Regions from separate parts of the Mus musculus genome. Here regions 1, 2 and 4 are each linked to region 3. The links are chromatin loops, found by intact Hi-C in ENCODE. Cell type or tissue: heart. All regions are shown on one strand. Links, peaks and the distances in the headings refer to the core of each region. The heading gives the core; the rest is flanking DNA. Region 1 overlaps Zcchc24 (zinc finger, CCHC domain containing 24). Region 2 overlaps Zcchc24 (zinc finger, CCHC domain containing 24). Region 3 has its middle 30 kb from the start of Zcchc24. Region 4 overlaps Zcchc24 (zinc finger, CCHC domain containing 24).

The links. Hi-C counts contacts between places; a loop is a spot of excess contacts. Peaks named below come from ENCODE experiments on the same cell type or tissue, not always from the same donor. Only the 100,000 strongest peaks of a DNase experiment are listed, where the experiment ranks them.
Region 1: a loop joins it to region 3, with 6 times the contacts of the local background. A loop is called at or near these places in 20 of 42 quality-filtered maps.
Region 2: it touches region 3 in a loop (3-fold over the local background); 8 of 42 quality-filtered maps call a loop at or near these places.
Region 4: it touches region 3 in a loop (4-fold over the local background); 18 of 42 quality-filtered maps call a loop at or near these places.

The regions. Positions count from the first base shown.
Region 1 is chr14:25,722,453-25,730,290 of GRCm38, forward strand. The region is part of intron 2 of Zcchc24 (zinc finger, CCHC domain containing 24); the gene reads right to left. Among named protein-coding and RNA genes, the nearest start is that of Ppifos, 25 kb to the left of the region's middle. In heart, for the core only: CTCF peaks have their summits at 2,761, 3,974 (motif pointing right) and 4,960; DNase peaks (open chromatin) are centred at 2,869, 3,439, 4,169 and 4,949; H3K27ac peaks cover 2,926 bases.
Region 2 is chr14:25,742,387-25,750,224 of GRCm38, forward strand. The region is part of intron 2 of Zcchc24 (zinc finger, CCHC domain containing 24); the gene reads right to left. Among named protein-coding and RNA genes, the nearest start is that of Zcchc24, 23 kb to the right of the region's middle. In heart, for the core only: a CTCF peak has its summit at 3,576 (motif pointing right); DNase peaks (open chromatin) are centred at 3,355, 3,575, 4,195, 5,345 and 1 weaker place; H3K27ac peaks cover 1,674 bases.
Region 3 is chr14:25,795,553-25,803,390 of GRCm38, forward strand. No RefSeq gene overlaps it. Among named protein-coding and RNA genes, the nearest start is that of Zcchc24, 30 kb to the left of the region's middle. In heart, for the core only: CTCF peaks have their summits at 2,826 (motif pointing right) and 4,822; a DNase peak (open chromatin) is centred at 4,769.
Region 4 is chr14:25,704,102-25,711,939 of GRCm38, forward strand. Zcchc24 (zinc finger, CCHC domain containing 24) reads right to left here. Exons shown (of 4, transcript NM_001101433.2): 4 at 7,543-7,838. It also overlaps 1700054O19Rik. Among named protein-coding and RNA genes, the nearest start is that of Ppifos, 6.7 kb to the left of the region's middle. In heart, for the core only: CTCF peaks have their summits at 3,672 (motif pointing right) and 4,608; DNase peaks (open chromatin) are centred at 3,390, 3,890, 4,580 and 4,980; H3K27ac peaks cover 1,530 bases.

The DNA.
Region 1 (7,838 bases), core at 1,947-5,946, 74 kb before region 3:
CTACCAGGTTCAGAAAGCTGGGGCTGTGGGATGATCGTTGCCATGGTAACTCCCGGAGTGACTGCCACTTAGGAAATGGTATAGAGGTCAAAGGCAGACTCTGAGCTGGGAGGTGGTGGCACACACCTTTAATTCTAGGACTCCGGATGGAGGTAGAAGCAGACAGATCTCTGAGTTTGAGGCCAGCCTGGTCTACAGAGTGAGGGCTACACAGAGAAACCCTGTCTCAAAAAAAAGCAGACTCTGATCCACATCCTAGTTCTGTGATCTTGGACAAGGTGAGAGGGCTCAGTGGGTAAAGGCCTTTGCTGCCAATTCTCATTGACTTGAGTTCAATCCTCAGGACCCACATGGTGGAGAGAACCAACTTCCACAAGTTGTCCTTTGACCCCCATATGCATGCTGTGGTATGTATGTATACAGAGAGAGAGAGAGAGAGAGAGAGAGAGAGAAACTAATACTGCAATAAAACCTTTTAAAAGAGTGCTCCGAGTATTAAAGGAGATGATACAGATAAGCCCCAAGAGCAGCATGTGGTACACAAGGTAAAATAGGGTTATTGGCACTACTATTTGCTAACCTGAAGTAGTACCAGTCCATAAGATAATCATTTCTATTACTTATGAGTGGTCAGTGGTTTGTTTGTTTTGTTTTTGTTTTTGTTTTCCCCAGAAGTCATGCACACCACTAGGTGGTATCTGACTAGAGTTCAGACAGAATAACAAAAGGGAGATTGGTGTGAACATCAAAACTTGGAAAGTAAGCACCACACAGTGCTGATTTTTGGGCCACCTGCTTGATGTCACTGTGACTTCAGGTTCACTATGAGCCCTGGGAAGACCCAAGAGGGAGCCATGTTGTAAGAGATGCACCCCACAGAGTCTGAGGTGTTCTATGCACTTTGGACAAGAGGGCGCCTCTGAGGCTGAGCTCTTTAGCTACCTGGTTTGCAGGTTTTCTGAGTCCTTCTGAGGCCACTTTCTCCACCAGCACCCAGCACCCAGAACCCAGTACCCAGTACCCTGGCTTTGAGCTGCCTGTATCCACAGCCCACTTGCTCTCTGTCATCCACAAACAAGGCACCGTGTGCCTGTGCTCTCCTGTGTCCGTTTCCAAAGGTGTCTGCCAACGCTGTTGAGGGGTTGATGGGGCTGGGGAAGTGGCTTCATTGATAAAATGTCTGCCCTGTAAGCGTGCAGACCTGAATCTGACCAGGAACCCACGTAAGTTAGTCTGGTGTGGTTAGGCAGAGCCTAACCTGGAAGTGCTTGTTCTTTGGCGTACTTGGTGAAGCTCCAGTGGAATTAAAAACCCGTCTCAAAAGAAAGACAGATAGCACTTGGGTTGTCCTCTGACTTCCATATTCACATGCATACCACATATGCATGCATGCAGTTATACATACATGTGTGCAAGCACACACACACACACACACACACCTACAAATAAGTAGGTGTCTCACCACTGGTAGCTTTGAGATTTTCCTTAGCTGGTGGAGGAAGAGGGCCTGTCCCCAGCAGGCTGGCTCTGGCATCTGGTTCTGCATATCTAGTCTTGCTCAGAGAGCCCTCAAGACCTGAGGCTTATCTACCATATCTAGGCCAAAGGGCAGAAGTGGGTATCAATTCATCCTAGCACATCTGAGCAAGACATGGCATCCTAGTCAGGATTTGAAATAAACTGTGAACTTTGGTCTCAGGGTGTCTGATTCAGAGTTAGAAGCACCACAAAAGTAATGAGGTGTAGATTGTAACCAAAGAGAGAAACAGGCAGATGGATAGGAAATGAAAGGAGCTGAGCCACAGCTCAAAGTTTTAACATGGTCTTTGTGGAGCCGTCTGACAGGTACCCAGGGCTGGGATGCCTGGCTTCCGATAGGCCCAGATGTGCCATATCACTGACGGGCCAGATGCTGGCAGCTCCCTGATGCCTTTGTCCCATAGGACAAGCTCAGATCCTGGACTCCAGGGTCAGATTCCTAAATCACAAGCCGGCTGGACCTGTTGCTACCTGGTCACCTACAAGCCCTTTGGTATCTCTGCCTGTTTCTGCATCTGGGCACCAGATGCTGATCAAGGGCCCGAGCTGCAGACCTGATACCCTTGCAGGTGCTCAGCTCAGACCAGGCACATGCAACACACTCTCGATCAGTGACCATTGGTGTTTAAGGCAGAGGGAGGGGCTGAGGCCTGGGAAAAATCCAAAGAATATTTTAGAAATGAGATGACAGCCTGGCAGCCGGTGTAGTCCTCTATCCCAAGGATTGCACATAGGGAGACTAGCAAGCCATCGAAGAAAGAGGAGTGAGGTGTCTTCATCTTCTGGAATATTCTTCCATAAGGACCCTCAAAAACTCAAAAAGAAGGCTGCAGAAGCTTGGACACATGCCAACAGAGGACAAGGAAGGAGAGACAAGACCAAGCATGTGTCCTGGGCTTTGTTCTCAGGGTTTACAGCCTGTCGAGCCTCCCACTACAGAAAACTATAGGACAGCTGATGAAACTGAAGATTCAGGGTAAGAGCAGGAGGCCCAAGAACATCCACATACTGAAAGCAAGGCTCAGGAGGCTCTTCCTCCTGCTGTGGCTTGGCAGAGATATCATGGTGTGTGTGTGTGTGTGTGTGTGTGTGTGTGTGTGTGTGTGTGCGCGCGCGCGCGCGCGCAAAGCAAGCAGGTATTCCTGTGCCCTCCTGCAGGGGCAGAGGTGGCGTACAGGGCAAGTTTCAGAAGCAGTGGAGAGAGGGACACAGGCCAGCAGGCGGGCAGCTTCAAGGAGGCACTTCCTGGAAGGCTCTGTCCTGACATTGTTTATACTGACCAGTGAGGGCAGGGCCCAGAGCCCAGAGAGAAGGCAGTTTAACAAACTGCCTCCCCTGGCCTCCTCCCTGCAGAGGCCTGGACTCTTCTCATAAATGTCAACAGACAGCTCTGCAGGGGTTACCACTTAGCCAAGCAGGCTGCCAGGCCCCAGCAGGCTTTCCTGACCTTGGCTGCCTACTCCCTTTATCCCACCCACACGGGGGAATACATCTGCCAAGAGCTCAGGCATGGCTCTGTGGCTCCCAGGAGCTACCCCCCCCCGCCCCCCCCACCCCACCCCACCCCACCCTCGGTATCACAAACGGGTCCTAGGTACCATAGAAGCCAGGAGATTTGACAGATAGCCCAGGAGGGATGCAGGACAGAGCTGGGGAAGGAAGGCCTTTCCAGCCTTAAGACTGTGTCTGGAACAGTAGCAGAAAGGCAGCCCGAGAGGCAGGAGGCCACACTGGTGTGTGATGGGCAGAGCTGGAAAGGAAGAGAGAGGAGGGGAAGGAGCTTCCACCTCGGAATATTCACCCATCAGAATGAGGTTGTCTTAGCCTTCCATCAGAAGGACTGGGAGGTAGTGAGTCCCTCCATCCCTCAGGCAATGCAAGCAGAGCTGGGAAAACAACCATCAGGAAGCTTGCCAAGGGGACCTTTGCCCTGGTCAGGAAGTCGAGCCTGGTAACTCTGAGGGCTAGGGAAGGCCCCTGAGGCAGATTATGAAGAGAAAGCCACAGTCAGATGCTGACGGGAGCAGAGGCTGGTCAGGTGTCTCCTGATCCATTACTAATAGTCATCTTAAAAAATGGCCTTATGATCAGAAATACAGACCCAAAGCATTTGCAATGATCTCACTGCCACAGGATTTGGGGCAATGAAGACCTGGGAATGGGACAACCCCCAGTGTACTTTTTAAAGTTATAGTGAGTATTGCTAGATGTTTGGGAAAGTGCTTGAGGGAAGGGAGGGTAAGGGATGGCACACTGTGAAAAGGGAAAACACATGAGAAACAGACCAAGGGAACACGCTAGGCTTCAGAATCTGCCTGCAGGGCATGGGTCTGCAGATGCATTCGTTTCTGCTCAGACTCTGCCCTAATAAATGCATGCTCTCCGCACCAAGCAAGCGCAACTTGAAGGAAAGCAATGGCGATTACCCGCCCTGCCCACCAGGGGGCGCCTGGAAGGCAGTGGGACCCCTTTGGAATCAAAGGTGACTTCTTTCACATTAGTCCCTACTGTTATCCCTGCAGGTGTGGACAGTGGAGAGGGCACTGGGCCACTCTGGCTGCTGGTTCTGTTGGACCATGATCTGCAGAGCTACGTCATCCAGGCAGGAAGTCATCCTTGTCTGAGACCCCTATCTGAAGTCCCTACAGAGTGAGTCATTCTTGAGTAAGCTTGGTCCCCTCACGGTCCCTTCTTTGCAGAGATGTCAGCCACAATAGCCACTGGTGCCTCGGGTGGAGCATGACAAAGCTGCTGTTCGCAGGAACAGGCAGCAGGGTGGGATGCCTATTCTGAATTTGGGCTGGATACTTTTCTGAATAATAGCCGAGGGCCTCACCTCCAGCTGCCTAGGGTTGATGAATCCAGCCTTGAAGATGGGCGCAGTGTCTGAAGGCTACGCCGACCAAATGGTTGGATCTAGCTGTCTGCCAGGACTTTCTGAACTTCTGTGGGATGTGCCAGAACAGCACAGAGAACCCATCATGCCCGGGTGGTGAGAAACAGGAAGTGGTTACTACTGTCACAGGTCTCTCTAGGCCTCAGTTTCCCTGTTTCCGGAATAGCGTAGGTAGACTCTGGGCAGGGTCACTCACCTCCCTGGACGTCCATCATTTCAGCCTCATGCAGCCCCTTGGATAGCCTCCTCATGAAACCCCGAGTTGGTTCCATGCACCCAGATGAGACACTCTAGCCAGAGCCAGAGGGACAGGGAGAGGAAATTAAGAACAGATGGGCTTCCAGCCAGCCCTGGCCTGCACTGTCTGTGTGCTCTCATGCAGACTGGCTGCTGAGGTGGCCCTGGCCTTGGGGGTACCAGCCATGGGTCTTGGGATCCGACATGGACTTCCTATGGTCAAGCTAAAGAGGCAAGAGGGCTGACCACAAACTCACCCAGCCAGGGTTCTGTAAGGCTCGATGGCTTTCCCTGGAGGCCAGGACTTGTCACTGCGAGCCCTTCCTCTTTCGCTCCCTCCTGCCTCTCCTGAGCCCTTCAGTTCCAAGTAAAGAAGCGCTGGGAAACAGATGTGATGTTAGGCTCTTTCAGGCCCTTCTCGGAGCCTGTTTCTTTGTCTGCCCAGTGAGAGGGATTGGGGCTCTGGAAGAGACCCTAACCGTCAGTGAGCATTACCACGAGCCAGTAATTCCTAGCTTGCCCCTCCACAGCCCCTTTCTGCTGCAAGAAAGCAAATAGTTGTCATGGGCGGCCCAGGCACCTGCACAGGGCCCCGCTCCTGAGAAACCAAGACTTGAACCCTACTCACTGACTCCAGTGTGACCCTTTCCACCCAGTGCCTGGCCTTTCCCCGAAATGGCCGAGAAAACAAGAGTACAATCATGTAGTGGCTATTCCTGGTTGTCAACTTGACAATATTTGGAATGAACTACAATTCGGAATTGGAAGGCTCACCAGTGACCCTTATCTGGAGGCTTGGAGATCCTTATCTGGATCTTGGTTTGAAGATCTTAAGCCATAGTGGCTATGGATTCCAGAAGATTGAATCTCCGAGTTTAAGGAACACACCTTTAATCTGGGCTACGCCTTTCATCTGGGATTAAAGGTGTGGTGGGACACACCTTTAATCTGGGCTACACCTTCTGCTGGAGACAATATAAGGACATTGGAAGAAGGGAGTCTAGCTCGAGCTCTTGCTCCTTCGCCTGCTTGCTGCGTGAGACTGAGTAACTGCTAGATCCTTGGACTTCCATTCACAGCTGCGACTGAACAATTGTTGGGAATTGGGCTGCCGACTGTAAGTCATCAATAAATTCCTTTATTATCTAGAGACTATCCATAAGTTCTGTGACTCTAGAGAACCCTGACTAATACAGAAGTTGGTACCAGGAGTGGTTCTAGAGTAACAGAAGTACAAGGATGAATCTTTTAAAATTCTGGAATTGGCTTGTTGATCCACCAGCACTTTCAACTATTGAAACCTCTCCAGATTCTCTCCCTCCTGGGAGCTCAGAGAATTTTGAAGACCCATGGTTGAAACTATATTCCGAACTTAAAGAAGCTAATGCCCTTGATTTTCTTAATGAATTAGGTGATTCAGTGCACAAAGCTTTCTACAAGATGGGGAAAAAATCGAAAAATGATTTTACTGGCTGGCTGCTCTTAGTATCTGTGGAAAAAATGATGAATGAAAGGAAGGAGTTGTGTGATAAAATCGAAAGGCTCCAGACACAAGTAAACGATCTAAAAGTTGCTAAGTGTGTCCTTGAGGAGAATCTTCTCTCTTGTAGCAATAGAGCTCAAGTTGCAGAAAATCAAACAGAAACTCTCATTGTAAGGTTGGCTGAACTACAGCGAAAATTCAAGTCTCAGCCTCAGAGTGTGTCGACAGTTAAAGTAAGGGCTCTAATTGGCAAAGAATGGGATCCTACAACATGGGATGGGGATGTGTGGGAAGACCATGTTGAAGCTGAGAATTTTGAATCCTCAGATTCTCAAGGGTTTGCCCCACCTGAGGAAGTAGTACCCTCAGCCCCACCTCTTGAAATAATGCCTTCCCCACATGAGGAAATTAATTTTGCAGAGTCTGCTCACGGCCCACCAATAGTTTCTTCTAGACCTGTAACCAGACTCAAAGCAAAACAGGCTCCTAGAGGGGAGGTAGAAAGTATAGTCCATGAGGAAATTCGCTACACTACTAAGGAGCTTAATGAGTTTGCTAATTCATTCAAGCAGAAACCTGGTGAATATGTGTGGGAATGGATTTTAAGGGTGTGGGATAAGGGTGGAAGGAACATAAAACTAGAGCAGGCTGAGTTTATTGACATGGGTCCTCTGAGTAGAGATTCTAGGTTTAATACGGAAGCTCGCATAGTTAAAAAAGGTGTCAAAAGTTTGTTTGAATGGTTGGCTGAGGTGTTTATCAAAAGATGGCCTACTGGAAATGACTTGGAGATGCCTGATATTCCATGGCTTAGTGTTAATGAAGGGATTTTAAGACTTAGGGAAATTGCAATGCTAGAGTGGATATATTGTGTAAAGCATAATTGTCCACAATGGGAAGGTCCAGAAGATATGCCTTTCACCAGCTCTATAAGACGCAAATTGGTGAGAGGGGCACCAGCACATTTGAAGGGTTTTGTTCTTTCCCTTTTTCCTTGTGCCAGATCTTAGCATTGGAGATGCTTCTGCTCAATTAGATGAATTAAATTCACTGGGTTTAGTTGGATCCCGAGGTAACAAGGGCCAGGTGGCAGCATTGAATCGCCGGAGACAAGGTGATCCTAGTTATTATAATGGACAGCGTAGACAAAAGAATGTTTATAATAACATACCCAGTAATGGTCAGCACAGGAGAGGTGAAATTTATAATGGCATGACTCGCTTGGACCTTTGGTACTGGCTAATCAATCATGGTGTTTCCAGGAATGAAATACATAGGAAGCCTACTGCATATTTGTTTGATCTGTATAAGCAGAAAAATTCTCAAACAAATGAAAGAAAGGCTACATTAGATCGTGGTAAACAGCAATCTCGGCCAGTGAATCAATTTCCAGACTTGAGACAGTTTGCAGATCCGGAACCCCTTGAATGAAGGGGTGGCCAGGTTCCTCTGAGGAAGGATCTTGATAAGACACTCAAAGGTTTTGCTGTTACCCTTTCTCCAGTTCTTCCCCAGAGGGACCTACGGCCTTTTACAAGGGTAACTGTACACTGGGGAAAAGGAAATAATCAGACTTTTCGGGGTCTGCTGGATACTGGTTCTGAGTTGACACTGATCCCAGGGGATCCCAAGAAACATTGTGGCCCTCCAGTTAAAGTAGGGGCTTATGGAGGGCAGGTGATT
Region 2 (7,838 bases), core at 1,650-5,649, 54 kb before region 3:
GAAGGAAGGAAGGAAGGAAGGAAGGAAGGAAGGAAGGAAGGAAGGAGAAAGGAAAGGAAAAGAAAAGAAAAGACCCTGTGGGATGGAGGGAGAAATCCCACAATTCTTCCATCTCTCCTGGGGGGGTGGGTGGGAAAAGGTCATCTGTCCCTGCCATGAGCTGTTTGTAGCCCCACAGAGAGGTGGCCAGTGCTCATCTAGTGGCTCACAACCTCTCATCCAGTGATGGCCAATGAAAACAGATCTTTTCATGGCCAAGAGACCCGGGTTCAAATGCCAATGCCACTGAGCAGCAGCAAGAGTATAGAGGAATGTCTGCCTCTCTCTGAGTCTTAGGTTGGCATCACCCTATCATCAATGAGGACAGAGACTGGCTCGTTGAAAGCAAATGCTTGGCACACACATGGTTGGAATTTCACTTAGAGTAGCCATCATCACAATTATGACTCCCACCACCTCCATCATCACCATCATCACCACCATCATCATTATCACTATTAGCATCCCTGCCATCACTACCACTGTTATTACCACCACCACCATCAATGGTAGTGCCAACCCCATCATTACCACTACCACCTCATCACTATATCAGCAGCAGCATGACCGTCACTACCATCATCATCGCCATCAGCATCTTCACATTACCAATGTGCCTAGTTTTCTGAAAAGCATAATTTCACTCCTAAAGTGGCTGTAAGGGTGGCCACCCAGTCTCGCTCAGCAAATACAAGCTCTCTCTCCAAGGCAGGCTTTGTGCCAAGATTGATAAGCTGGCAGGCACGTGGGCAGCCTCTGCCCCCTTCTCGGTGTGCCAGCTTTGTCCTTACAGGATCTTGACTAATCCTTGTGGCCATTCTGTCAGCCATACTCTGCTGTCCCTCCTCATGGAAGAAACCAGAGAGATGCAGGGGCATTTTTCAAGGTCACACAGAGTGAGGGACACAAGTGACATTCTGTGTCAGGCTTGACATTCTAGCATAGCTGAAGTGGGGATAGAGGGAGTATAGTGGGGCACCAGCCCTTAGGCTTGGAAATGGCCTAGGGTTAGAGAGAGCCCTCCTAGGCTTGGTGTAGTCTCTAGGCTATAGACGGTAAGTACACACTGCTGGAATGCTCTCTGTTACCTTAGAGGGACCGAAGGTCATTTGGGTCCTATAGTAACAAGATGGTTCCATACAAAAAGCCAGGCCTAGGCCGGGCTGACTGGAAAGGCCCATGCCATAACAGCTGGAAGACAGGCTACCACTCTTACTAAGCGATTCATCCCCTGCTAGGTCTCTGTTCTCCGTCTGGAATCGGGGTGTTTGTCAGCACAGAGACTGAAGGGTCTTTGCATGTGATAGCCCCTCATGCTATCTACTATGCCTAATCTGCTACTCTGGGCACCAAGAGCTCTGCTGTGAGATGTACCGATGCAAAACATAACCAAGAGATGCTTCCGGTGCCCGCACCGCTGTCCCTGCTGTGTGATGGGAGGTGCCTTTTCTCTCCTCTAGCTTTGACTCCTCCTGCGGCAGTGTTGGGGGTGGAGCCAGGAGTTCTACAGGGTCCTGCTCTCCCCAATTCACTGTCCCCCAAGGCAGGAAAGAATGGCCTGTGTCCAGGTTCATACAGCTCACTGTTTCACCTCAAGAAGACAAAGGCGGGGGCTGGAGCGATGGATCAGGGGTTAAGAGCACTGACTGCTCTTCTGAAGGTCCTGAGTTCAATTCCCAGCAACCACATGATGGCTCACAACCATCTGTAATGAGATCTGACTCCCTCTTCTGGAGTGTCTGAAGACAGCTACAGTGTACTTGCATATATAATAAATAAAATCTTAAAAAAAAAAGAAGACTAAGTCCAGACTCCTGGCTCCAGTAGCCATTGGTCTAGAGGGACTGGCGGACCATTGCAGAGTTGCTGAGTGTAGACTCTGCCAGAGCTAAGGCTACAACAGCACCATGTCTTAGACTCTAGAATGGGGACAGTAATGCACACTATGCTCAGGCAAGAGGCTTCCTCCCCAGAATGAGAGCCCCTGAGAACCCAGATACCCGTGTGAGGCTTAGAAAGCCGAACTCAGCTATGGACGGATCAGAGACCCTCAGATCTGAAACCACACAACCCAAACACACAACCCAAAGCCCACCAGCCAGAGCCACCTGGAAGGAAGCCTGTTTCCAAGTCACAAGCTCTATGGCCGCACGGACCAAGATTCTGGGATGAAGCACTGGCATGAGGAAGCAGGAGCCCTGGGACCTGAGGAGGACTTGGAGCTTGCTCACCTGCAGATGCTCCCACCAGGACACCATGCCATTTCACACTGGGTACCGTATTTTGCTCAGCTGTCCGTCACCATCATTTAATGAACATGCAGACAAGTCTATGTCCCAGCCAACACCTGCAGCACCCCCAAATAAACAGGACAAAACATCCCAGGCACCCCTAAGGGGAAGTCCCAGAGGGATGTGATTGGGTTCCACCCCTCTTTCCTGTTATAGGGAAACAGAGACTACAAGCAACTAGGCCAAGGACACACAGAAGTGTCTCCCAGTCTCCATATCAGGCTCAGGTCCCCTAAACCTTTCCTTGTACCCTCTTTAGACCCCTTTGGCTTTAGGGATTCAGTTGCCTCAGAGAGAGGGGGTGGGGGGGGGAGAGAGGGAGGGAGGGAGTGAGAAAGAGAGAGAGAGAGAGAGAGAGAGAGATCTTCTTCTAGGCTCCAAGACAGCCTTTGGCCCCACTTACGTGCAGTGCCTACCAAACAACCTCCAGGAGGGTCACCAGGGTCCTTAATGCCAGTCCTCACTCAGGAGGCCTGTTATAAAGAGAGGCTTTGAAAACAGCAGTTAAAATCCAGGACTTCTGCTGTGACAGTCTGGGCTTAGCTGTGAACTTAGACAAATGATGTGGCCTCTCTTGTCTAGAGCTCTAGGAATGTCCAGCCAACCTGTGAGGTGCACACACCCCAGAATAGCTTTGAATGCAGACCAACACAAAACCCCGTTAATTTACTTAATGTGAGTGTGTATGTGTGTTTATATTTACAACTCAGTTCCGTGCATGGTGTTCAGCATGGCGTTTGTACATGACAGTGTTACATCACAGTGATAAAGTGTCTCAGAGCAGGAGGCTGGACAGAGTCTGCTGTGGACTTCGCACTGCATTTCAGGGGATGGAGGCCCTCAGTGTCCTTCCTGGTGTGTTCCTGACCGATTAGAAAGTCCTGTCCTCTGTCTAACCCAAACACTCCAGCTGTGATTTGGCCCTTTTGCTGTGTCTGGTATAGATAGTGATTGCCTGGGCAGAAATAAACGCCCTTGGTTTGCTTAGAGGAAGCCGGAGCTTCCTGCACCCAGCTGAGGGTGCTCCCCAGCTCTGCCTGCTCTGCCCCAGCCCTGACAGGCCTTGCTGACTCCCCAGACAATCGGAGCAGCCTCACCAGGGCTGCCAGCTCTTTGCTCCATTTCACCCAATGCCTCTGGATCCTAAGCAGACGAGCAAGGTAGCTACTATAGCAAGGTGGGGATTCCTAGGCAAGGTCCCACCAGGCTGGAGAGGGAAGGCACATGCTGCTGACTCCACAAGGACAGTAGGGGTCACTGTGCTGAGGGACAGTGGCTCCTGAACTCTGGTGTGGACAGGAGTGACCCAGAAGGCTTGAGATCACATCCACCCTGCTGCCGCTTGAAACTGATCCCGTGCTAGGCAAGAGCTCTGCCACTGAGCCATACTGTCAACCCCAGCTTGCTTTTCTAAGTCTCTCAAAGCAGCAGCTGGCTCAAGGGCCACACTCCAGGCTAGCCTGCTGATATCCAGAACAGTCACTCCTTTTTAGGCCCTTCAATTTTGCTTATCTGGGTTTCCTTTCGTCTGTAACTTGTCAGCTCAGACGATTCTCACAGAAGCCCCAAGGGACGGGCTGGATGTGTGTCCATGGAACCATTATACAGAAGGGAAAACTGAGGCATGGCAAGGGCATGAGACTCATTCAGGGTCACCCAGTTGACTATCCTGCCTCTAAACTCCCTTGAAGCTGGTCAGAACCAGACACAGGGCAATGAGCAGCCCTACCTAGCAACCAACTTCCTGTCCTGTCTTCACCTCAGGTCTCCTCGCTCTCCAGCAGATTCTAGAGGACCTGCTGGCCTTCTGGAGCTTAAGCCAGTGAGAAGCTGAAGGGAACAGGAATCAGCCCAGCCATAAGGCCAGGTTCTCACAGGCATGGGACGGCTGGGGACGAGTCCCAAGAGAGGCCGGCTCAAGTTAGGATCTGAAGGGAGCGGGAGGGAAGCGGCTGAGTTAAGGCAATGGGGTGCAGTGTGAGGCAGGGCTTAGCAGCTGGGGAAACACTGAGTGTGTCCATGTGTGTATGCACCTGTATGTGTGTGTGTGTGTGTGCGCACGTGTGTATGCATGTGCATGTATATGTGTGTGCATATGTGTATGCACATGTCTGTGTGTGTGCATATTTATATGTGTGTGTGCATGAGTGTGTCCCCAAGAATATAGGCTCAACAGCCGTTGGAGACAATGGGAAGGCAAGAGGAGGGTCCAGTGTCGGTTATATCTCAGGAGTCTTGCTCTAGTCCCAGTCTCAGTTTACCAGCGAGGGTGGATAAGGCTCTGGGGCCAACGGCTTCAAGAGCAACAACAAAGCTTCTAAGAGCAGCTGCACACCAAGTGCTAGAGGAGGCCAAGTAAGGGAGAGGCAGTGTGGCCCACATACCCCACTGCACTCGGCAAGGCACTGGAACCCAGCCCCAGCCAAGGCTATGCAGTGGGCAAGCACAAAGCTAAAGGCTGCGTCCAGTTCGGGATAGCTCTTTGAGAACCCTGGGCCTTCAGCGCCAGCTCATCCTTGAACAGTCCCAAGATAAACACAAGCCATGTGACAAGAGCAAGCCCTTGCCTCTCTCCCTGTTCTGTACTGAATCACTCACAACCTCCCGTATGTGTCTGCCACCGCCATTAGCCACGCAGCCGCACAGCTAAGGGGTGGCCCCAGCCCGAGCCTAAGGTAAACCATTTGGTGAACCCTCCAGGCTCGATTACTGGATTTCTAAACCTCGAGAGAACAGCAGCTGTGTCAGACACCTTGTGATGGGGATGGTGCGCTGTGGCTTTGTTTCAGCACTCTGTTCTCCAGGCTTTGCAAGTTGCTCAAGGCTGAGGCATGAGCCTTCCTTCCCAGGCTCTGCCCTCATCCCCATCCCTCAGGGTCTAGGAGATGAAGCCCTCACTGGTCATGGAAACACTGGGAGCTCCTTCTTGTCCTGTATGATGCTTAAAAAGAGAACCACCAGCTGAGGATGTGAAACCGGGTCCACAGCTAGCTCCTTCCGGTCACGTGCCCTGCACCACACCCCTCTTTCTCCACACTCCCATGCTGCCTCTGCAGCTGTCCCCTCTTGTCTGTGCTAGGTAGGGTGAGGACCTGACAAGTCCGTCCCTCCATGGGAGCCAGCAGGAGCTGACAGCTGTGCTGCCCCGAGCCTTTCCCTGGAGTACCACCCTGGACAGAAGAGATTCCCTGAGCCCCTTTCAGAAAGTTCCTCGCGTGGTCCCAAGTTCTTGGGACTCTCCCCTGTTCCTCCCAAGCCCCCAAAGAAACAGCCTTGTCACCTAGCCCCCTATAGCCCATCCCTGAATTAGCCCCTTCCGTGGACAGAGGGTAAGAGGAGAGGCCCAGAGCCCTCTGGTGACCCCCACAGCTCTGAGGCACACTCCAGACTTTTGGGGCCACCCCAAACCAGTTTGTAAGAGCTGACCTGCAGCCTAAAAATAACAACACCCACTAACAGACTTCGTTCAAGTTCAGAGAGTGTGGGGGGAGCTTCAGATAAATAGCGGCTCCCAGCATGCTTTGGGGCAGGACTTTTCAGTGTCTTTACTAGAAATCGGAGGAAACAAGACCTGGAAAGACTGGCTCACTTTCCCAGAGGCTCACAGCTGGAAAGAGGCCACACTGGCATGGTATGAGGCAGCAGGGGAGGAGGGGGGATCCCAGAGAGGAGGGAGGAAGGGAAGGCCAGGATGAACATCAGTCCTGTCACCTCCCAACACCAGGACCCATGAGACTGGGCCAAGCAGCAGTCAAGGCTCCGAGCCATGTTCCTGAGAACATTCCCTAGGCTCCGGTGGCATTCCAAGTACTGTGCCAGGTGCTAGAGCAGGATAGCTCAGGTCCCCACAGGAGAGACACTCCCCTCTGCCACCTGCCACCTACCCCCAGCCCAGATTCCCTCCTGGGAATCACTGAATGGTGATTACCCCCTCTTCCTCCTCCTCCTGCTCCCCCCTCCTCCTTCCTCTTCTTCCTCCTTCCTCCCTTCCCTTCTTCTGGCCCCCCCTCCTCCCTACCTCCTCCCCGCCATAGATCTTTTCGTAGAGCGATCTTAGCTCAGGCTCTGTGGGAACGCCTCAGTTTCCCTACCAGCTCGCTAGTGCTCCTTTCTGCTTTCTATTGCTGTAATAAAATACCCGAGGTCCATACTTCCCAAAGGAAATGGGTTTGTGTAACACACAGTTTTGGCTAAAAGTCCTAACATCAAGTCCTTTGGAGCTCCTATGGAGAAGGCCACCAACACTAGGAAGACTAAGAGGACTAAGAGGAAGAAGCTTGCTTTCTCATGACAACCTAGCCAGGGTCCTGGAGGAGTTACCTCCTTTCCTTTCAATGACTTAGCCACCTCCCACGAGACCCCACCTCTTAAAGGCCCGTCCAGCGTTTCTCACTTTACCCGTCAACACTGTGAGAACCAAGCTTGCCACACATGAGCCCTCGAGACCGACTTGAGCTCACCCCAAGTCCAAGCTACAGCAGCTCTGGCATGCATGGAGGCTTTAAACATTTCAGCCTGAGAGCTTTCCCTTGTCTGTCCCTTCCTATGGGAGGCGCTCACACGCCTAGGGAAGGGCCAGCCTGGGGCCACTCAACAGGGCACCTCCCTTCAGCACTCCGTGCCTCTCAGCTTGGCGGCTGTAAGGAACTTCCAGACCTTAGCCTGAGTTCTTTGGGGGAAACCCCACAGATCCGTGGTCCCTCTCCATCTGTCCCCTGGGCAGTTCCACCCACTCAGACCCCAGAGAAGAACAAACCTGCTGAGAGGTCAGGTCTGGAATGAGAGGATTGCCAGCACAGGCTAGGGTCAGCTATGGACCTTCAGCTCTGCTTATCGCCTTTAAACACCCAAGCCCTCAGGGACTGGTGCCTCTGGCCTGTGGTAGGAGGCACAGGGCAGGCCAGGCAGGGTAGGCAGAAGGTCAATGACCTCCTAGCAAGACTCTGAAACTATTTACATCCTAAGATTTCAGCTGTTCTGGGATCTGAGTCTCTCTCTGCTCTATTTTCCTTTTTTCTTTTGCAATCTCCAAGAAACCGGAGCTGCCAGCTGGGTGGGGGTGACGGTTTTGCTCCGTCTGACATCTGGATCACATTAGCAGGCATGCTGACTCAGACCCGTGCTCCCCTGGGCTCCAGCCCTCAGCTGGACATGGAGGCACAGGTGACAATCCCCCACCGGACCTCCCCCAACACAAGGACCACTACTCATCAAGAAAGGATTGGGAGTGAGGGCGGTTCAAGGCTTGAAGGGCAGCTGCCACGCTGGGAAGAGGGGGGACCTAAAGAAAGGACACTGGGTCCTTGCACAGAAGTGCAAGGTCAAATTGCAGATGTGGAAAAGTAACCCAGACAGGTTAGGCAACTTATGCAGTGTTGCACAGCAGAGCAACATATAGAACAATGACTTGAACTTGGCCTTTTAGCTATGAAGTCAAGGCTCTTTCCCCTTTTCTAATGGACTCCCTGTCCAGCATCAGGATCCTTCCTGGTAGCATGGAGACCCTGG
Region 3 (7,838 bases), core at 2,422-6,421:
AAAAAAAAAAAAGAAAGAAAACCATTAGTAGGGGATATGTCCCACTGAAAATGAAGCTGTAGACAGAGAGTTGGGATGTAGAAAACAGGAGGCCAAACACAGGAGAGAAAGGGGACAAGAAGCGAAAGAGGATCCCGCGGCTGACTGTGCAGAGAGGGGGCCAGACGCCAGCTGGTGGGAGGGGAGGGACTACAGAGGGGAGGACTGGATTCCCAGATGCCGCTGGGAGAGAGCAGATTACACAATGTGTGTGTGGGGAGGGTGGGAGGGACGTCAAACCTCACCAAGCAATTCAAAACCCAACTAAACAAGATCATAACTACTAATTCCACAAGAAAAAAAAAATTCTGCTTGGGGGAGAAAAAGAGACTGTGGTGAAACTTATGTCTAAGCAGAGAATACTGTTTACTTAATCACCATAGATGTAAATCCTGTGACTCCCACCAGCATTAAGACACAGTCATAACGGGGGTCAAACACGGGAAGTGTGTGTGCATGTGTGCATTTGTGCGTGTGTGTGTGTGTGCGTGTGTGTGTGTGCTTGTAAGTGCATGTGTAAGAGACAGACAGAGGGACAGAGAGAGGATGAAGATGAAGGATCTCTATGAGAGTCCAGCCTTTCATCTCTCATGGTAAAAAAGTCAATTAGAGAGGTTTAAAATGGAAACTTCAATAGCATTGATGCAAGCAAGTTATTTCAGTGGAGATATAGAGACAATAACCAAAAGAATTGTTTTTAAAAGGTTTGAGAGTGGCTGCCTCCTGGCTGATGTAGGGGTGGGGCACAGGATAGGAAGCTAGGTTTGTTGTCATAAAATAATGGTCTGTCTGTTCCGTCTACGTACGTCCTTCTGTCTACCTCACTCTGTTCCCACCACAAAGCACGAACCACTGTCCATCCATGTCTGCCTCACTCCGTTCCCACCACAAAGCACGAACCACTGTCCATCCATGCTGCCGAGGTGAGGAGAGGCCCCAGGACTCAGAACCTTGACAGATAGCAAAGGCCTGCTCTATCATTCATTCCTCACGATCTCTACCCCTGCGGGCGGACGGACGGACGGCTCTCACCAGCTCATTGTTTTTCTTTTCAGTTAGTTCTCGGAGGAAGAAGGTCAGGTTTCTCTCTGAAAGTCTTCCTCCAGCCCTGCTGACTCCAAGACATAAGTCTTCCAGCCATTTAATTCGATCCAGATGGAAGGCTCCACTTGGCTCTTGAACATGCCTTGGGGAGTGCTGAGATTTGCAGATAAGCCTTGGGATGAGGGAGGAAAGCAAGGGTGGCAGAGTCCACCGGGCAGGCCTGGGAGAGTCCCACAGGGACCTAATGGAGTAGCCTCCTCCACCGCTGTCAGGCCCGTGGCCAGGATTTGGTCCTCAGGCCACCAACCCGGCAGCTTAGCATCCTCGGAAGTGCACACACTCCAGCCATTCCCTGGCCACATGCTGCCAAATGCCTGATGGCCCGGGCTTGGGTGACCGCATGAAGACTTCTCTTTGAGGAGTTCAGTCTGGCAAATGAGACAGTAAGCTGGATAGACAGATGGACAACCGAATATTGATGATTCGGTGAGACCACAAATCAACATACATCAGAAGCAGGCACAGAGATCAGAGGGAGGATGAAGAGGGACATAGTCTCGGAGTAGTTGACTTCAGGCTACGTCATTAAAAAAAATATGTTGATCTTCTAAGACTTTAAAAAGAGCCAGTGGATATTTTAAAAATATCCTTTTCTGAGCCAGAGGGCACAGAAAGGATATTTCGGGGTTCAGAGATGTTTAACTATAGGAAACAAGTGAGTGTTTAAATACTGGATGGAACTTGGATAGTCATCAGTATAGAGAGTTACCATATTTAAGTGAAAATAATAATTTTAAGTGTAATGTGCTTGACATTTAATCAGGTCTTTTTGGTATAACTGAGTTCAAAATAGTCTTGAGGAATAAAAAATTATTTGGACTACATGAGATGGTAGACTGAGCATATACAGCTGTGAAGAAAACAGAGAAAAATGTTTTTACATAAATGGTGTTCTGCAATGTAAACCTTGCATAAATTTGTTCCTTAAGAAACTAGATGAGGGGCTAGTGAGATGGCTCAGCAGTTAAAAGCACCGACTATTCCCTTAAAGACATAACGATGATGTCCTGACCTTCAGACTCATCTTCTGCACAGAGGAGAGCCTCATTCTTCCTACTGTGGAGATGGCTGCCCTTCACCATCCAGATGACACTGCTTGAAGATAGTGCCTACAGCTGCCCAAAGGTTCCAGGTTCCAGGCCTTGTGTGTGTGTGTGTGTGTGTGTGTGTGTGTGTGTGTGTGTGTAGCCTGAGGAGGTTCCTCTGAGTTCTGCAGGCACCTGCACACACACACACATACACACACACACACACACATACACACACACACACACACACACACACACACACACACACACACACAGAGAGAGAGAGAGAGAGAGAGAGAGAGAGAGAGATAATAGCTTCCAAAAATATAAAATATCAGTCTTCATATAACACAAAATGCTTAGAGAAGTCCATAACTAGTGATCAGCCTTGCAGTGTGGTTGTAACATGGTACTGGTTGGACCTGTACCACAACAGGTGTACACATATCTTAATCCCCAGACCCTGGCCCAAGGTTGCAAGCTGGTATGGTAAAGTTTTTATTTGCTTATGCAGAATTTTTTTTTAATGATGACAATATAACAAACTTTGCAAGGTTAAATTTATTAGAAAGTCTTTCCTTTTTCGTAATTTTTAAAATAGAATTATTTATTTATTTTATGTATATGAGTACACTGTTGCTGTCTTCAGACACACCAGAAGAGGGCATCTGATCCCATTACAGGTGATTGTGAGCCACCCACCATGTGGTTGCCTGGAATTAAACTTAGGACCTCTGGAAGAGCAGTCAGTGCTCTTAACTGCTGAGCCATCTCCCCAGTCCCCTTTTTCATAATTTCTGTTGCTTTTACATGTTTTAATAGTTAAATAAAACCACGTATCATTACTTTTTGTCTTAAAATCATTTGACTCAATGATAGATGGCTCCCATTCAAAGGCTCCAAGAACTACACTTGGTGAAACCTGTAGCACAGATGATAGATATATAAGCACATTAGCAAGTAAAAGTTTTAAGATGTGGGCCAGTGGTAAGATTCGCTAGGTTGAGCACAGACCCCATGACCTGAATTTCATTCTTGGATTTCATGATGGAAGGAGAGAACCAACACCCAAAAGTTGCCCTCTGACCTCCATGAGCATGCTCACACTCACACACACACTTCACATTCACACGCACATATCACACACACAATAATAGTAATAATAATGATAAAAAGTGAACATTTTAAACCATTAAAATAAAAAGTTAGGATCCTATTGTGCACTTCATCTGGATCAGATATTCAGCACATTTACAGGCTAACTTGGTCTATTTTCTATTTCTATAAAGGAACAGCAAACAATTGAATTTATAAAGTATAACGATTTGTCTGGCTAGCATTTTGGAGTCTAGGGAATCCAGAGCACAGTACTGGAGTCTGCTGGGGTACTTGTGATGAGTCCCAGCATGGCAGAGTGCATTGTGGTGAGGCAGCTCCCGTGCCAGCTTCTGCACTCTTCATTTTGACATATAAACTTGAATGCCATCCCGAGGCCTCCCCCTCGTGAGCTTTCCTAATCCTCACTACTTGCTAAATGTTCCAACTCTAAAATGCCACGAACATGTGACTGAAGCTTGAGTTTCTGACACATGAACTTTCAAAGGACGCATCCTAACTCTTGGAACCACTGTGCCGGCTGGGGGCAAGTAGAAATCCAGGTAGCCTCTGACTCGCTCCAGCAGGCTTTGATTCCCACTAAGCCCTGAAGTTCACTCTGGGCCCAGGGCAGCGGCAAGCAAGCCTGTATTCTACTCTGCCCAAGACAGTGCTAATGGTGTGTGTGTGGGGGGGGGGGTACCTGCTGGGAATTGAGCTACAGAGTGCGTTGGATTCTTAGGAGTTAAGGTGAGCTCCTCTTGTTCCTTAGAGGACTTCTTTGGAGACCTGGGACTTTTGCTGCACACAGAACCGAGAGAGCCAAGAGAGCAGACACTGTAACTGAGATGCCCGGAACTAGAACATCAAAAATCACCGAAAGTGGCATATTAAGGAGGGCTGTCTGATGCTAGAGCCCCAAGAAGACCCATGTTAGATGGGCCACTGAGATCTGGAGCTGAGGGGCGCCAGAGCCTGATAATGGGGGGACCATGAGGTCAGACCTAGAGGTGGTCACTCCATTACATGAGATGTAAGGTGCTAACATGAGGAAATAGCCTTGCTTGTTAAATAATTTGGGGAAATGCTAGGTTAATTGTCTGGTGCAGGCTTCTTTACTGCAGGATCCTTAACGGGATGATGGGAGCCAGAGACAGCTAGAAATCACCTGCTTTCCCAAGTGACAGGCCTTTTATTTGCCGCACATATGAGAAAATGGGTGGAAAGGTACCGAGGACTGAGATCATGGACAACCTTGAATCTGGGATTGCCAGGCTATCCTTTCATGAGACACACAAGCTCTGAGTATTAAATACACGGATTTCTTTGCAAGAGCCCACACCCTGGGAGGTAAGGCATTCGGATGAGACAGTTCTAGGGAACAGAAGCGGAAGCCGCAGTTGCAACAGCACTTTTGGAAAGGAGCCTCCTGGAAGACGGAGAGAGTTGAGCTGAGAGCCCAGAACCCTGTCACCCCTTGCAGCACAAACGGACCTAGGGGAGAAGCTTGAAACCCTCATCAGCCCAGCGAGGCATCCCGGGCACAGTCGCTGGTCCTCCCCTACTGTCCAAAACCGGTACTGCAGACCAACCTCGGCGAGCTGCAGCGAGTTTGTGAGGAGTAAGTAGGCTAGGCTAGGCTTCCTTAAGTCCCGCCCTTCCTCTGTGCTTCTGTGCCCCCCCCCCCTTTTGGCCCACACCACATCTCTTGATGTCTCCCAAATGGACCATTCAAATTTATGGGAAGGGTCTGAGTATGGACAGTTTTATATCAGAAATTAAAGAGCCCACATTTGCAAGCAGAAAAGTCTGCCGAGTGACAAGAAACAGATAGTAGTGATGTGTTAGATAGGAGCGGAGCAGGGAAACCTCTCATCCGAATCTGCCACAGATATAGCAGTCGGCTGCACACAAAAAGCTCTTACATAAAGGCTCCATTTATATGGGGAAAAAAAAAAAACCACAGAGGTCTATGTTGGATCAGTGACTGTCAGGGAAGACCTGAAGATAAGATAAACAAGGTAGCTGCTTCGCAGGCGTCTAGACCATGGGAAGAGAAGAACATCTGGAGATAGGAGTGGATAAGAAATCAGAAGCTTCACAGAGAAGGTTCCAACCTCACCAACCCATGGGGCAGAAGTGCAGAAAAATTAGTGTTCTTGGCCAGAATGCAGTTTTTTCCTTGCCTTGCCCTGGCTGCTGACTATAATGTCTTAGGGATGTGAGATGCTGAAGAAAGGATGCAGTCAAGGATTCTGGGAGGGGCAAGGTCATGGGATCTGGGGTAGAAATAGAAACAACAAGAAACACAATGGATTTGGGGAGGATTTGCCAGGTGTAGAGGATGGTACGGGCATTTTTTAAAAATAGTATCTCATTTAGTCTCCACAGCAATCTACTGGATGTCTCATTCCCACATTGTGGAGAAGAGGTGAGAGCCAAGAGCTGGTAAATAGTCTGCACATAGCAATGGCCATTAAGAAAGAACAGGGGGCCTGGAGAGATGGCTCAGCAGTTAAGAGCACTGACTGGCCTTCCAGAGGTCCTGAGTTCAATTCGCAGCAACCACATGGTGGCTCACAACCATCTGTAATGGGTTCCGATGCCCTCTTCTGGTGTGTCTGAAGACAGCGATAGTGTACTTACATACATAAAATAAATAACAAATCTTTTAAAAAAAAAGAAAGAAAGAAAGAAAGAAAGAAAGAAAGAAAGAAAGAAAGAAAGAGAGAGAGAGAGAGAGGGAGGGAGGAAGGAAGGAAGGAAGGAAGGAAGGAAGGAAGGAAGGAAGGAAGAAAAGAAAGAAGGAAAGAAAAAAGAAAGAAAGAGGGAAGAATAGGGACTGGACATAACTACTTCTGGCTGTAAAGCCCTCATCCCAACTTCCGCTGACCATGAAGAACCTTCTAGTACTTTCCCGTGGTGCATCTACCAACTGCCGTTGACAGACGCTGCTTTCCGGGAAGATCATGCTGAAATGTGCCTCCCCCCACATCCTTTCCTGTTGCCCCTTTGGCTCTATGGTAGTCATTGTTGTTATCCATGAGACATTCCTGTCTGCTTCTGAGCAGTGGCAGGATAGGGTGCATGTATGCTTATGTTCAGCATCAAGTTAGATATTTCCCTGGCTGTGGTTTTGGTAAGTGGTAATATGGTCTGGGCACGATTGGGAGGTGGTGGGATCTTTAATAGGTGAGGCCAAGTTGGAAGTCCCATTGGCCTGAATGAAAATGCCCCCCGCCCCCCCCCACACACACACACACAGGGAGTGGTATTATTGGAGATGTGGCATTGTTGGGATGAGTGTGGCCTTCTTGGAGGAAGTGTATCACTAGGGTGGGCTTTGAGATCTCAGAAAATCAATGCAGGCCCAGTGTCATTCTCTCTTCTTGATGCCGGCCAATCCAGATGTAGAACACTCAGCTCCTTCTCCAGCACCACGTCTGCCTGTGTGCCACCATACTTCCCACCACGATGACAATGGACTAAGCTTCTGAAACTTTAAGCCAGTCCTAGTGAAACTTCCTTTATAAGAGTGGCTGTGGTCATGGTGTCTCTTCACAGCAATGAAAAACTTAACTAGGACAGGGTATGGCCTTGGAGAATATTGGGACCCTGGTCCTTTCTCCCAGCTAACATGGGATGAGTAGTATTCTCCTCTCCAACATACTTCTGCCATGGTACAACCTCAACATAGGCCCAAGCAATGATGCTAACCAACCACAGGCCAAAATAAAACTATTCTCTCAGTTATATCAGATGTTTTTCCAGTGAATAAAAGCTGGCTAATACACTGTGTGACTTCCTTTGGCCAGTAAAAACTAGGCTAAAGTTTTAAAAGCTAGTGTGCAGTTTTAGCTCTGCCAAAATATGGGGAGGACTGTCTGGATGAAGCTTGATTTGGCCTGAATCCATGAGCTAGCAGAATGCACAGCAGCCCCCTGCCCCCACCCTGTTCCCTGTGCTGACCTGTTTTGAATGAGTAGCAGGAACAGGAAACAAAGAGTTGTGGAAGCCAATGAAATGTGGGGATTGTTTGTTATTGTAGCAAAACTTAACCTATCCTGGCTGAACTGGGTCCCCATGCTGGTGAGTCTGTACTAGGCCATCAACAATCCGTCCTCCTCAAAGACTTCTCTAAGCCGAATTGCCTCTATTTTTCCAGCTGAGTTCTCTACTTGTGACCTTCTCAACTGATGCCAGATCCATGGGACAGATCATCCAGCCACCTTCACAAAGCCTCTTGTCTCAGCATGCCACCCAATGATGTAGTCAGGGTCACCAAAAGCTCTCAGTCAGCAAACAGGGCAACCTGCTACTGCCTTCTCATTCTTTGGGGTCCAAATGGGCTTCAAGATTCAGAAGTAGACTGCTTTTAACCTGGATTTTTATCCTGACACTTCCACTGGGTTACTCAAGGCAAGTTCCTTAACCCCTCTGAGCCAGTCTTCTAAGCTAAGGCAACAAGTGCTGGTAGCCTTGTGACAGTTTTGAGAATGAGGTAAGGGGCCCTCAGTGCCCCTGTGTCTGGTGAGCTACACAAGTGTTGTTGCTCTTCCTCTCCTCCTCATC
Region 4 (7,838 bases), core at 1,228-5,227, 93 kb before region 3:
ATTAGAGGGGCCAGAGGTGTGTGTATTGGAATATGGTGTCTTTTTGAGATAAAAATGGTGAGGTGAGGGCTGGCGAGGGGGCTCTACAGGTAAAGCCTTGCCACCAAGCCTGATGACTTAACTCTGGTCCATAAGACCTATGTGATGGGGGCTGGTGAGATGGCTCAGTGGGTAAGAGCACCCAACTGCTCTTCTGAAGGTCCGAAGTTCAAATCCCAGCAACTACATGGTGGCTCACAACCATCCGTAATGAGATCTGACTCCCTCTTCTGGAGTGTCTGAAGACAACTACAGTGTACTTACATATAATAAAAATAAATAAATCTTTAAAAAAAAAAGACCTATGTGATGGAAGAACTGACTCCAGCAGTCGTCTTTGACCTTCAGGCATGTGTTGTATGACATCTGTGTGCTTATAACACACATACACAACAGATAAATGTTTTTAAAGAGATATAACTGGCCATTAAGCACCTGAGGAGACACTGCAAATCATTAGTCATCAGAGAAATGCAGATGAAGACTACCACGGGCTACTTCACACCCGCTGGGATGTGTAATATAAAAAGTCAGATAGTACCAAGTGTTTGTAAGGATGTGGACGCAGTTCCTCGGATGGTTAGACAGAGTCACCATTTACCCAAGGGGAATGAAAACATGTATGCATACAAAAAGTTGTATGGCGCCGGGCGTTGGTGGCACATGCCTTTAATCCCAGCACTCAGGAGGCAGAGGCAGGCGAATTTCTGAGTTCGAGGCCAGCCTGGTCTACAGAGTGAGTTCCAGGACAGCCAGGGCTACACAGAGAAATCCTGTCTCGAAAAACCAAAAAAAAAAAAAAAAGTTGTATGGCTGTTTAAGCATGTTACTAATTCTGAGTAAAAGTTCAGGACAAAAATGTCCTACAGTTCAGCTGTACCACTTAGGAAAGATTGTCATAGCTGGGCTTATTGACACCCCATTATAGGAGGAGGGGGCAGAGGAGACATGGGACCTTTTTCTGACTATCCAGCTGCTTTCCCTATCCAGCTGGTTGTGTGCAGCTCTACTCTAATTGTACATGGCTTTGGGTCTCAGGAAAGAACTGGGGTATAGGCTGTCGAGGACTAGAAGGGGACCTCCATCTCTGAAGCCACAGGAAAACCATCAGTGTTGACAAAGACCTTTCAGTGTGGCTGCTTTGGGTCACCCTGGCTCCTGTCCATAATTTCTCTGCCGTAGAAATGGGTTGGTTCCACCAGGAGGTCTTTGGTGGAATCAAAATCTGGTTTGTCATGGGGGTTACAGAAGGAGAGGAGAGGAGAGGGGAGGAGAGGGGAGGGGGAGGGGAGGGGAGGGGAGTGGAGGGGAGGAGAGGAGAGGGGAGGGGAGTGGAGGGGAGGAGAGGAGAGGGGAGGAGAGGAGAGAAGGTGTTATTTAGTTATTCCCTGGGTAAACATTCTTACAACAGCCTATGGGTGTGTGAGTATCTTTGGAAGCCAAAAGAGGGGTGTCAGGTGCCCAAGAGCCAGAGTTGCTGGCAGTTTTGAGCCAGCAGATGTGGGTGTTGGGAACTGAGTTCAGGTTCTCTGCAAGCGCAACAAACACCTGCTGAGGCATGGCTCCAGTCCCTGTGAGGAGCGTTCCTTACACAATGTTGAAAACACTTGGCTCTGGGCATGATTACACATGACCATGACCACATTAACAACCATTTGATGTGTGAATTGTATGGAATGTGAACTGTTTCCTACTAGAAATATGTCTTAGCAGGGTCTTCTAATTCTTTTAGTATGGGAGATGCTTCCTCTGGGATTCTTCTGTCCTTCTGGACAGAATATTTGGTCTACTTATGGGCTCTCTCTCTCTCTCTCTCTCTCTCTCTCTCTTTCTCTCTCTCTCTGTGTGTGTGTTGTGTGTGTGTGTGTGTGTGTGTGTGTGTGTGTGTGTCAGTGTCCTTTTTCAAAGTGTCTGACCCACATAAGCTTATCATGGTATTTAAAAACAAAGATTTATGTGCTGGCGGGGATGCGTGTACGTGCGGACACTACATGTGTGAAAGTGCCTGCAGATGCGAGATTCCCAGGAACTAAAGTTACCAAACAGTTGTAAGTTGCCTGATATGGGTGCTGGGAAATGAACCTGGGTCCTCCCTCTGTAAGGGCAGCAAGAGCCTCTAACTGCTGAGCCATCTCTCCAGCCTAGTTATGGTATTTTTACACAAAGCAATCAGTTCTCCTCAGGCACAGGTGGGTGAGGGAGGGACCGGAACTTGAGGGTTGGGTTGGTTGTTGGATCCATGCACATGTTCCCATTCCAAACTTTAGGGTCCCATCCTTTATGTTCTTTCGCAGGAAATTCTTGACAAGACTGTAAATTCAAACAACAACAAGGGTGCAGCCACCTCCACAATTATGGGTTTGTCTCATGTGTGGGAAGCCGCCCTCACATTTGCCATTACAAGATGGCGCTGACAGCTGTGTTCTAAGTGGTAAACATAATCTGCACACGTGCAGGGGCAATTTTCCCGCCATGTGTTCTGCCTTTCTCGTGATGACAACTGGGCCAATGGGCTGCAGCCAATCAGGAAGTAATACGTCCTAGGCGGAGGATAATTCTCCTTAAAAGGGACGGGGTTTTGCCATTCTTTTTCTCTCTCTTGTTCTTGCTTTTTCTCTCTCTTGCTTTCTTGTTCTTTTTCTCTCTCTTGCTTTCTTGTTCTTGTTCTTTTTCTCTCTCTTGCTTTCTTGTTCTTGTTCCTTTTCTCTCTCTTGCTCTCTGGCTCTCTGGCTCCTGAAAATGTAAGCAATAAAGCTTTGCCGCAGAAGATTCCGGTTTGTTGCGTTCTTCCTGGCCGGTCGCGAGAACGCGTGTAAGAGTTGGTGCTGAGACCCGGGACGGGACGAGAAGACCCGGGACGAGAAGACCTGGGACGAGAAGACCTGGGACAAGAAGACCTGGGACAAGAAAACCTGGGACGGTTACCATCACTCATGTTTAGTGCAGTCAGCCCAGTGTGTGCGAGCGTCTTTTCCTGTCACAGAAGATTTTGCGCCCTCAGTCTATAGCTCGTACTGAGAACTGAAGGGCATACAAGTTTCATTTTCTTTTGGTAATCAATCAAGCATCCTCAAAAGAGCTCACTCATCACTGTCCTTTTGGTCATCCTTACTGTCATATGGTCAAGTGTCACAGACAGCTGGTCTCTCAAGGTACATTCTTATCACCTAGGTGTCATCCTAGGATACCATGATTAATTGTGATGTCACTGCCTGCTGTGGAGTGCTAGTATGCCATTTCTCACTGGCAGGCACTCCAGCTATTCCTTCAAGTCCAAATGCATAACCGCACTCCGGAATCCTGATACCACTCCTGGTACAAGCTGGGACCCAGCAGGAAACGGAAACAGCGCAATTGTTTGGACAAGGAAGGCAGTATCTGAGGGGACAAGAGGGTGGCAAAGGGTCTCTCCCCAGGGCCTTCTGCTGACAGAGTACCCATCAAAGGAACACTGCTATTGGCTAGACAAGTGAGAGAGATCTGTTTGCTGAGGCAGGTGATGATGAAGATAATGAGGTTACAAAAGGGAGGGTCAGGTACAACCTGAGAGCACTTACACGCACATTCGTACATTTCCATAAGGAAAAGGAGGAAATCTCTTACAGATTAAATTCGCCTGCCTGCAGGAAATGGCAGCTCTCAGATTCAGCCACCAGAGGACAGCAAAAGACCAGCTAGTTAGTACAAAAGGGGAAACACACACACACACACACACACACACCCCTCAACTCCCAAAGCACAGGAAATTCTGGGCTGGCATGTGTGTGGTGGAAGAGCAAGGAACATAGTTTGAAGTCTCTATGACATGCTGGGCTTTGCTAAAACCCAACAGGGAATCAGGCAGAGAGAATGGAATTAACAGGGTGTGTGCCTGGCAAAGAGAGAGGAACAACCCATGGGCCAAAGAAAGCTGACAGGTCCCAGGTTCGTTCTTCCCTGAGCAAGGCAGGAAGATGGCCTGCCAGTGGACAGGACAAGTGAAGGGTCATGGGGTCAGAACAGGGTGCATGGAGCCTGGGAAAGGCCAGTGGAATTCCGGGCTGCCTGGGAAGGAGCCCTGAGTTCTGTGGGTTTTCCTGGAGCAACCCTGAGAGGTTGTAGAAAGGGGCTTTTCGAGTCCCTCGGCCTCTTGGAACCTTAGCTTCCTCTAGGTGACTACTTCCTCTTACCCCCCGACCCCCACGAGTTACTTCAAGGAGCAAAAGAGATGATGTGTATGAAGTAGGAAGTCTGGTATCTGGCACACCTCACTCCCTGCCCCTCTGCCACCCTGGACCCATTTGGCCCGGCTTCCCTTGGAGTTCACCTCTGACCCAGGAGTGGGCACAGAGATGGAGAGGACAGCACACCCAACCTGTTACCAGAGAGTCACTGCCGTCTGTTTACCAGTCTCTCTTCAGAGCTCCCTACCCCCAAATACCAAGGCCATGAGTTGTCTAATTTGGGCCAGGACACTCCAGTATCCAGTAGATGTGACCGTGACCGAAGTGACATCACAGAAAACAGGATTCCTTCAACTGTGGAGGAAACTTGTGGCTGTGCCTGGGCTCAGGGCCCAGGGCTGGCTCTTGTCCCCATCTCAGATCTCCCTCTGCTGATGAGGGACTTAAGGCCTGTGGGCCCACAGGAAGTTCATTTCCCTTATGCTCTGAAGCTCCGTCACTCCTGTGAGAAAGCACTGGTCAAGGGGGGAAGGGTAAAGCTTTCCTGGACATCCTGGGGGCTAGACCCCACCCTCATCGAGCCCCACCACCACCAGAGAAGTGTACCATCCCACCCCCCACCCCCAAGGGCTCTCAGACTGCTGCAGGCAGCTAGCTGGCCTGCTGTGTGAGTTTTGTGTGTTTGTGCATACAAGTGGGGGAGGGGTGGGAGTGAGGGTAGGGCAGGGGAGCCAAGACCTCTAACACCTCCCCTGGGACTCCAGCATCTGGATAGATGAGGGAGGTAGTATGAAGGGGCCCTGAGCCCAGGACAGGCTGTTCCTAGCTCTGGCCAGAGCTGTGAGGGAACATTCAGCAGGCTTAACTCCCTGAGAGGCAAGCCCACCCTCCCTCAGCCATCGCCCTTCTCCACCTCAGCTGCTCCTCTACCTGCCAGGGGGCCAGGCGCAAGCACCTTGGTTAGCCAGGGTCTGTTTGGATGCCCAACCTTGGTACTTTCAGGCCATAGAGAACTGGGGTCAGGACACCTGGACACCAGTGGGGCCTGGCTGCTCATCTTACAGTGGATCTAACTCAATATCAGGGGGCCAAGCCTGGCCCCAAAGAAGATGGTAACTGAGACCCCAGCACAGTTGTAGGTATCCGGACCCTCCAGCCTCAGTTGCTCCGCTGGCCCCATTGGCATATTTCCCTCCACTTCAGCTCCCCTTAGGACTAGTAGAAGGATTTGTGAGACTAGAAAGCCCAGAGAGCTGCCAGAGTCTGGGAGGGAGGGGACAACTTGAGGATCAAATCCTGCCTCTGCCACAAGCCCAGTTGGTGACATCAGGAACTTTCTGGGTACCCTAGCTTGTTCCTGAAGCTGGGCTGGCTTCTCACATCCCTCCAAAATCTCTTCTTTAGTGGCTGCTGCTCTCTTCTAGGCCCCTTAGTGGCTATTGCCTCTGTAACGGAAAGCCTTCCTGTCCAGGGAAATTATTGATTTCCACGGATTGGGGAAGTGTCAAAATCCAGCCTGTGTTTGCTTTGAGTTTGGTTTTGTGTGTGTGTGTTGGGTGTGTGTGTGTGTGTGTCTTAAAGCACCAAAGTGCGCGCGCGCGCACACACACACACACACACACACACACACACACACACACATTGGGGCTTGATGGGGGACATGTTGGGAGAAGGCTGAGCCAGACAACTGAAAGCCAACATGGAAGCTTCAGGCTGGGCTCCGAGTGAGCAGATAGCACAGGGGCCCTGGGTTCAAGGCTTACTCCTCTTCCCACTCCATCAGGCAATTGTTCCCACTCCTGAGCTAAGTGTTGCTGGCTAAGCTGCAGACAGTGGGACCAAGAGGTCATCTCCCCTGGGCCTGCCTTACTGCCAGGCAGCTGCTGGGACTCATGTTCACTGGTCTCCTTTATCTGGATAGTACGCTGAGGGAGTGGCGCCTCAGAGAGATGGATGAAGTGGGGGAGGCACGGCTGGCCTAGAAGGCAGCCCTGCAGAGGACAGGGAGCTCTCAGGCAACTAGTAGTTGAGGTCCCAGCAGTTGGCAAGTGACCAACTATGGAGCTGCACACACAAGTCACCCTGTCCTTTGCTTACTCTGCTCTGTGGGGTCCCCTTCACTCACCTGCCTGGCCAAACTGATACTGACTATCCAAGCAGACCGCAGCCTGCCTGACATTTACACACCCGATGATAAGTGGAAATTCTCTTTATGTTACTCTGAAGAAGAGGGCTCCGTGGCTTCCAGGGTTCACCCTACAACCCAAATCAGATACGGGTCTTGCTTCTGGAGTTAGTCGTCTGTGTTTTTTGCTGTCCTGTCCCCTTGTCCCCTCTGGTTTTCTCAGCTCTGTCTGGAGGCCACAGTCTGGAGGCAGGAGCTCACCCACACACATGCACTTTGACCTGTTTAAATTTAGCAATCTGGATATTAAAACTCAGAATTGGGATTTCCCATTTTCTTCCCCATCCCCTGCCCACCAGGCAGCAGTAGTCTCACATGGTGGGTTGGCTCCAGCCAGGGACTGGATGCTCCCGAAGCGGTGCTGGAGGCCCCTCCTCACTAACCCCTCACAGACGGTACCAATACTCAGTCCATCTGTCAACACCTCCCTACCCCTGCTGCCAGGGCCATAAGGGGACTCCTCAAACCAAGTGATGCTCAAGGGGCACAGTGCACCCAGGGGATCTTTAAGAACCCAAGGACACATTCAGACCAATGTATTAGCATTGCTGTCTCTGGAGGTGACGGGTGAGCCACAAGGCTGAGGGGAAGTACTGGTCCTTCATCAAGAGGCTTCATGGACAGGTTGCTTCTCGTGTGTTCCTTTGCCCTACAGATGCCAGCTGGTGACAGCCCTATGCAGTCCCTCCTTTGCTCAAAAGAACTCCCTATTCCCTCTCCTCTGGAGCCTTCCATGTGTTTGCACGTGATAGCCAGGATCTCGCTCGGACCCTAATCCTGGCTCACAGTCAAGCACGTGCCTCCACACCGGAGCCCGGGGCTGCAGTCTGAGGCTGAGTTACTCCTATATATGGTTACCCAGGAGTGAGTCCCATCTGAGCTAATGTGTGACTTAATCTGCTGACAATCTCACCCAGTTGGGGCCCCACTTGGCGAGAACCCTCACTCTGGAAGGAGTGTCCACATGAGGAGGGCAAAGGGGCTGGGAGGAGGCAGGTCATTGGTGGAAACAGGGCAGAGACAATATGTCCAACTTTGAAAGTAAATGCCACCCAAGTTCTTCCCACCCCTGCTTTGTCCCACATCTGTGAAAAGGTCCAGCTTCTCGCCCCACCCCCACCCCCGTGTTCCCATATACAAACTCACGAGCCTCCATCTTTCCAAAGTCCTTTTAATACAGCACAGAAAGGCTATATTTTCATAGGCAAGCTTTATATAGTCTCCAGGAATAAGGCACACAACGGAATGCCACCCCGAGGCCGTCCCTTTCGGGGAGGGGAGGAACTTTCTCCATGTACCCTCAAGGCGGGGCTCACGGGCTCTGTTTGTCTTTTTAGCTGAGTGCACACACATAGACAGATACAGACACAGACAGGGTCACCACACAGGGCTGCAGGAGTTGGTACAGGGAAGTTGGCCATGAAGCAGGGGATAAGCCTCATTTCCACTTC